Regions from separate parts of the Homo sapiens genome. Here region 1 is linked to region 2. Evidence: read pairs that join two places in POLR2A ChIA-PET (ENCODE). Cell type or tissue: Panc1. All regions are shown on one strand.

Evidence for each region. Peaks named below come from ENCODE experiments on the same cell type or tissue, not always from the same donor. Only the 100,000 strongest peaks of a DNase experiment are listed, where the experiment ranks them.
Region 1: POLR2A ChIA-PET joins it to region 2 with 6 read pairs; 3 of 35 experiments call an interaction of 5 or more read pairs at or near these places.

What each region holds. Positions count from the first base shown.
Region 1 is chr1:53,925,030-53,929,029 of GRCh38, forward strand. IFT25 (intraflagellar transport 25) reads right to left here. Exons shown (of 6, transcript NM_016126.4): 4 at 3,343-3,411. Among named protein-coding and RNA genes, the nearest start is that of IFT25, 19 kb to the right of the region's middle. In Panc1, no CTCF peak of the experiment used is centred here; no DNase peak of the experiment used is centred here.
Region 2 is chr1:53,770,236-53,774,235 of GRCh38, forward strand. It overlaps NDC1 (NDC1 transmembrane nucleoporin), which reads right to left. Exons shown (of 18, transcript NM_018087.5): 17 at 2,094-2,254. It overlaps LOC124900439 (small nucleolar RNA SNORA58), which reads right to left and starts at 918; the gene lies at 783-918. RefSeq lists an enhancer at 303-865. In Panc1, no CTCF peak of the experiment used is centred here; a DNase peak (open chromatin) is centred at 1,659.

The sequences.
Region 1 (4,000 bases), 150 kb after region 2:
TAGAAGTAAACATTCTCAACTCTTCAAGCTATTTTTCCTGAAATTATAATATGCTTTTATTCCTTTTTGATAAATTTTTTACTGACTTTATATAGTATGGTAGGTAAAATTTTAGCTTTTTAAAACCGAAATCCCCTCTTCTTCCTCCTTCAACTTCTCCCTCTTTACCTCCTCTCAAATTTGAAATCCTACTTGATGGTTACATTACTCTGTCTATCTAAAGGTTATTTACTCCTGAAATAATACATTATAATGATATTTTCTTTCTTGTACAACTCTATCACCAGAAATTAATAATAAACTTTTTCATTTGCTTAGTTTTTTTAGTTATGAAAAATTGAAAAATATCGGCTGGGCATGGTGGCTCACACCTGTAATCCCAGCATTTTGGGAGGCTGAGGCGGGCAGATCACAAGGTCAGGAGATTGAGACCATCCTGGCTAACACGGTGAAACCCCATCTCTACTAAAAAAAAAATACAAAAAATTAGCTGGGCATGGTGGCGGGCACCTGTAGTCCCAGTTACTCGGGAGGCTGAAGCAGGAGAATGTCGTGAACCCAGGAGGTGGAGCTTGCAGTGAGCCGAGATCACGCCACTGCACTCCAGCCTGAGCAATAGAGTGAGACTCAGTCTCAAAAAAAAAAAAAGAAAAGAAAAAAGAAAAATATCAAACATACTTAGGAGAGAACATAAAAAAACTCCCACATATACCCATAAGCTAGATTTTATAATTACTAACATTTCATCATAGTGGATTTATCAATTTTTTTTTTCACTAAAGTATTTTAGGCCAGGTGTGGTGGCTCACTCCTATAATACCAGCACTATGGGAAGCTGAGGTGGGTGGACGATTTGAGGTCAGGAGTTTGAGACCAGCCTGGCCAACATGGTGAAAACTCTGTCTCTACCAAAAATACAAAAATTAGCCAGGCAACGTGGTGCACGCCTGTAATTCCAGCTACTCAGGAGGCTGAGGCAGGAGAATCACTTGAACCTGGGAAGCGGAAGTTGCAGTGAGCCGAGATTGCGCCACTGCACTCCAGTCTCAAAAAAAAAAAAAAAAAAAAAGTTAAAGCAAGTGCAAGTGTAAGACATTATTGACATTTCATCTCTAAATACTTTTTTGTTCTTTTGAGACAGGGTCTCACTCTGTCGCCTAGATTGGAGTGTACTGGCACAATCTCAGCTCATGGCAACCTTCACCTCTGAGGCTCAAGTGATCCTCCTTCCTCAGCCTCCCAAGCAGCTGGGACTACAGGTGCATGCCACCACACCTAGCAAATATATATGTATATTTTTTGTAGAGACAAGATTTCTCCATGTTGCCCAGGGTAGTTTCTTGAATTCCTGAGATCAAACGATCCGCCCACCTCAGCCTCCTAAAATGCTGGGATTATGGGCGTGAGCCTAGCTTCCCCTAAATACTTAATTATCCATTTCTAAATAATAATTCTTTATATAACCATAATACCACCATCATAACATTAAAAATAGTGGTTTAATATAATATGAAACCCAATTCCTATTCAAATTTCCCCAATTGTCCCTGTCTTTTTTAATTGGTTTATTAAAATCAGAATTAAGTCTCTTTTAACCTTCAACTGCTTTCTCTCCCCTACACACATTTTTTAATGTCTTTGACTTACTGAAGAGACCAGGTCAGTTGTCCTGTACAATGTCCCACATTCTAGATTTTTTTTTTTTTTTAAAGAGATGGGGTCTTGCTCTGTCACCCAGGCTGGAGTGCAGTGGCATGATCACAGCTCATTGCAGTCTCAACCTCCTGGGCTCAAGTGGTCCTTCCATCTCAGCCTCCCAAGTAGCTACGATTACAGGCACATGTCACCATCCCTGGCTAATTTTTAATTTTTTTTTGTAGAGACAACATCTTGCCATGTTTCCTAGGCCAGTCTTGAACTCCTGGACTCATGCAATCCTCCTCCCTCAGCCTCCCAAAGTGTTGGGATTACAGGCATGAGCCACTGTGCCCAGGCCCCACATTCTAGATTTTATCATCTTGTCTATTCGTGGTTTCACTTAATTTGTTCCTCTATCCTCTACATTTCTTATAGATTGGAAATTAGAGCTAAAAGCTTGATTATATTCAGGGTTTGAGGTCTTCATTAATGTCTTGTGATCTTTCTTTTGTTACTTGTGGATCATTTGAAAACTGTGCATCATTTGAAAACTGTGTGCATGAGCCACACTTATTGATTACTGGACTTAAATAAGGTGACCAGAAATGAGCTGGCCTTTGTCAGTATCCATAGGTCTTTTTTCTAGGGCCATTTAGTTTCTCCAAAGATGAATGTTCCAGTCTCCCAGCTGAGGGTATATTCTTGGCTGCTGAAGTTAATACCAGAACACAGGAAGGAGGCTGGTGTTCCCACTATTCAATATGTAGGCTTCCACTAGTATCGTATTTTCAACTCCATGTCTCACTCACTCCCTACTATATCTGGTCTCCTGAGCCTCAACATTCTATATTTGCAGTTGTCTCTTGAGGGTTGTGGTGGAGGTCTGTGGGATAAAGGAGTGGTCACCTAGTTTTGTAGGACGGAAGAAGGTACCTAGAGTCTGATTACTCTGTAAATAGATGTTCAACTAATCATCCTTGTTTTCTGACCCAGGTCTCATTCATACTTCCCATGGCACCTGTTGCCTTTGAGCTCTAGGCCTTTCTGGGGTTTTGTGTGGCAAAGTGGCTTGCTTCTTATTGACATGCTCCTTGTCAAGACCTTAGGTTATAACACAGTTCATTCAGCTAAAGAAGTTACTACTCTTCAATCTGCTTTCTCTTTATCATAATATACACTGATCTCTCACATTTGCTTTAGTTTGCTGGTTGTTAAATCTTTTGTCCTTGTAGGTTTATGCCTCTTTTTATTCCTTTAATATTATTTTCATGGTATTTTGAAAGGGAAAATAGACATATGAAGGCAAGATGCTGTGTTTAATTAAGTAGAGGCTATCAATTCTGCTGGTGATATTTAAATAGTACCCTTAATCAGGACAAAAGGAAAGAAGATGAGAAACTAATATTTATTGTCTATTATATGCCAGACACTAGTTCACCAAAACCTTGAATGATAGATATCATCACCATTTTCCTAATAAGGATTCTGAAACTGAGAAAAATTAAGTCACATGTTAATACTTATATAACCAGTAAATGAAGAAGCAGCTTTGTATTCAAACCTGGGTCTTTCTAGACCCTAAATGTGTCACAAGGATCATTAAAGTCATCTTTTTTCACCAAAGTGCAGCTAGATGAGAAATGCAGAATCAAAGGAATATTATCTACTCCTTCATGCTCAGAACAATGCTGGTGAAACACATACCTTTTTCAATCCATTGCTCAAAATCAACTGGCTCTTTAGACGTGCTTTTTTCAATCTTCAAGGTCTGTACTAACATTGTAAACAAAGTAAGTAAAGTGTTAATCTGGCTGTATGTTTTTGTCCCTATATTTCTTTTTCCCTCTGCCTGAGATTATCATGCACAGTGGAACTACACAGAGCACTGGGATCAGAAACAACATGGAAGTTACTCTGTATGTTTCCAAAAAACCCTATGGTAAAATATAGTCTTGTGTAACTAATCTTCCAAATGTTCGCAACCATACAACACAGAGCAAGTAGAGCTTTTCTGAATTTGGCATTGTTCCGATTTTTTTGTGTGTATGGCGATAATACTACTATTGGTGGTCTTGGTCATAAACATTTATGGAGAGCCTATGATGAGTCAAACATATTTATCCATTCACTTTTGACTACAATCTTATGAGAAAGGTACTTTAACCCACTTTACTGGTGAGAAAACAGGTTTAGAGGAGCCAAGCAAGGTGTTCAATGATATACAGCTCATAAGTGCCAGAAATGGAATTCAAACTTTAGGTATGACTCTAGAACCTCCACGATTAATGAGAGAAGAGACTTATCAGGAATACAGTCATCTTCCTTCTAAACTGGTTTTTCTCCACTGCTCCAGTCCAGTCTC
Region 2 (4,000 bases):
CTCTTTTCAGAGAAAAGAAACTAAGGCGGAATTTCATTCTCACAATTTTTATTTTATTTATTTATGTATTTATTTATTTATTTATCTTTGAGGCAGGGTCTTGCTCGGTCGCCCAGGCTAGAGTGCAGTGGTGCAGTATCGGCTCACTGCAACCTCCACTTCCCGGGTTCAAGTGATTCTCCTGCATCAGCCTCTGGAGTAGCTGGGATTATAGTTGCCTGCCACCATGCCCAGCTAATTTTTGTATTTTTAGTAGAGAAGTGGTTTCAACATGTTGGCCAGGCTGGTCTCAAACTCCTGACCTCAGATGATCCGCCCGCCTTGGCCTCCCAAAGTGCTGGGATTACAGCCATGAGCCTCTGCAACCGGCCCATTCTCATAATCCATTCTCATAATTTTTAATCAGTCATCTATATCTCTTTTTCTTTTTTTTCTTTGAGACCGAGTCTCGCTCTGTTGTCCAGGCTGGAGTACAGAGGCACGATCTCGGCTCACTGCAACCTCCGCCTCCTGGGTGCAAGTGATTCTCATGCCTCAGCCTCCCGAGTAGCTGGGATTTCAGGTGAGCACCACCACGCCCAGTGAATTTTTGTATTTTTGGTAGAGACGGGGTTTCACCATGTTGGCCGGGCTGATCTCAAACTCCTGACCTGAGGTGATCCACCCACCTCGGCCTCCCAAAGTGCTGGGATAACAGGCATAGACCACTGTGCCTGGCCTATATCGCTTTCTTATCTAAATCCCTATGCTCCCCTTTTCTTCTTGCCTTTTTTCCCCCAGGGGAATGTTACAGTCCTGCTATTTATCCAGCCACTGATTAAGCTGGATAAAGCTGGCAGGAACTTCAAATTAATCTCGAATACAATGTCCCCCCTGCCTGGACATGAGCACAGTCAGGCAAGGTCTACGGGTATGCCCTTCTCCTTGCTTTTGTTCTATCATTAATATATGTCATATCTATTTCATTCTCTAAATTCATCAGTATTTTCTGAATGTGTCCTACATACTAATTTATATCTTGGAGGCAGTCTAGTGTTGTAGATAGAAAGATGAAAGATTTTTAAGAGAAAGAAAGACTTGATTTCAGGTTCATGTTTAATACGCACTAGATTGTGCTATCAGGCAAATTTTAACATCTCTATGCCTCAGTTTTCGTATCTGTACAATTATGATAATTTCTACACTTCACAGGGTCTTTGAAAAGAGTAAATGAAAAAACATTAAGTTCTAAGTGTATTGTCTAGAATAGCACTATCTGATAAAACTTTCTGGAAGTAGGGAAAGATGTTATACTTCTGTTGTCCAATACAGTAGCTACTAAACACATGTAGTTATTAAGTACTTCAAATGTGGCTAGGGTGACTGACAAATTGAATTTTTAACTTTATTTAACTTTAATTTAAATTGGAAGTCTTAAACTATTCATTGATTGCATACAAAAACAGCAGAGCAATCTCTCGTGTCTTCTAAAGTTCATTTATAATTGTGATAAATATAAATACAGTTTAGTTACTAAGCTAGTATCCCTCATCCTGCCTAGCTAGATCATTTCACAAGAGGAAAGCAGTAAACATGAATAAAACTAAATATAAACAGGCTTGGCATTTGTGGTTTTCTCTCTGGTTCTGTTTCTCAAGGTGTTGTGATCTGTTGGTGTTTTTCCAGCATGAATCACAAAGCACCAGGGATTCATTTCTGGAATACTTTGCTCACCCCAAGTCTTCAGTTTGCTGACCAAGATATAACAATAGAATTAGTTTTAATATGCTTTTCTGGAAAGGTACTCGGGTTTTCTGCTCTTTTTTCTCCCTTAAGGATCTTTTGATAATTTAAATATATATATATAATTAATCTGCTGCATTTATAACTTTCTGTCTTCTTTTGTCCATTTGAAAGAAATCCCCAAAGCTTTATGATGGGCCAAATTTTAAAATATAAATATTAAGTCCACATCCAAGCTGTAAGTTTACAGTGAGAATCATCAAGGTCCCAAAAGAACACTTTCAACACATGAGCCTTATCATTCCCATACCTATTTCTAAGGAAAGCTCCCCAGAATAGGTATCATCATGGATCAAAACAGGTAAACTTACTTCAGATGTTCACCAAATGTAGTAGTTATTCGATAGATGGCAGTTTTCAGTGATGCTCTGAATGCAAATCTTAATGTTTTATATGAAGTGTCCACAAGGCTTCCTGAAATCCGGGGTGGTTTACTGGAAGCATGAGGAAGCTTAAAGTACTTGTCGACTGCCTACACCAAGAAAGAAAACACATCAGTTTAGATTATAAAGAAAGCCAACCTAGGCCAGGTGCTGTGGCTCACATGTGTAATCCCAACACTTTGGAAGGACGAGGCGGGAGGACTGCTTGAGCCCAGGAGTTCCACTGTACTCCAGACTGGGCGACAGAGATCCTGTCTCAAAATAACATAACATAACATAACATAACATAACATAACATAACATAACATAACATAACATAACAAAACAAAACAAACATAATATAACATAAAATAAAATAAAATAAAAAATTAAAAAGAAAAAAGTCACTTCAGTCCAAAGAATTAAGATTTGAGATAGATACAAATGGATATATACAGAGAGATATACACATATCTATAGCTATGCTGTAACACATTTCTTACTGTAGATCACAGTCAAAATAGTTTCATAAACAATGCAATAGGGAGGCTCAGCTACTATGACAGTTACCAGGCCCCCCCCAAAATCCAGACTTGCCCTTGGAAATGAAGCTATCATTCAATATCCTTGAAAATGCAAAGCTTGAAGTCAAACACTGATGTCCTACTCTGCTTATGATGTGACAGCCAGGAGGAGCTTTATTAAAAGACCTCAGCAAAAAAAAAAAAAAAGACCAAAACTTTATACTTTACAGAAATAGTTATTCACTAAATAGTTTATCTTCCTTTTCAATTCAGATAAGGCATTTATGATACTGTTACATCATGAGGTCCCCATGGAAAAATAAACTGACAAGATACAACAGTATAAGCGTACTATTTATAGTTATGAATGTAACCACCAAAAGAACTGAAAACAAAAATAATTAAAATTATTTTTGCCATCAAGTTCTTAATTTCAAGAGCTCTTTAACATCATCTGTTCTTTTTAATTTTAGCATCCTATTTTTGTTTCAAAGATGCAATATCCTTTCTTATTTCTAAGGATTCTGATGACAGCTTTTTTGTTTTTTAGTTTCTTCCAAGCTGATTTTCCCCCTTTGCTCCCTTTAGTCTCCAACTTCTGCATGAGAGACTTTCCTCAGAAATCTAGTGATCCTCGTTCACAAATGCAAGTGGGACCTGCTAAAGAGCTGAGCACCAATTCTAAGTGCATGACTGGGGATTACAGACGAGCGGCTTCACAGTGGGTCATCTGCAGGGACTTTTGGGGCGTGAACCTTCAACTCAGTCACTTTAGGTCTTTCTTCTTGGACTGGTCAGAGTGCCCAAAGAAAAGTCTTCTAGTATCCTGACTACAGGGCCTGCCCCAGTGTTCTGAAGCCAGGTGGACACCAGGGCTTTGGAACTCATCCCTCTCCTTTAGTGCAGCACCCACAACTCCCCCAGACTGGGTGTTCTACTCTCTCTTAAAGGATAAACCTCAGACTACAGTGGAAGAGGAGCAATTACCCCACATCATAGGATCTAGGGATCTAACTAATTTTCAAACAGCTCTCACCCAAACCTCTTTATTTTGGGTACCTGTCCCTTCACGCGTGGTTCTAGAGTTACTTGGTGCTTCTCCCACCACCAATTTGAAATCTGCCTCTGGAAACTGCTAAGTTAGCGATCTCAACCATCTGCTTTCCAGCTTTGAAAGTTTTGTTGCTATTATGTCCTCTCCTGTTTATGGATTTAAGTATTATAAAATACCTTTCCTATAGTTTAGCAGAGTTTTGGGGAAGGAACAAAATTTGATGCATGTGTTCAGTCTGCCACGGTAACTTTAGCATTACTTAATATTTCACTGAATTT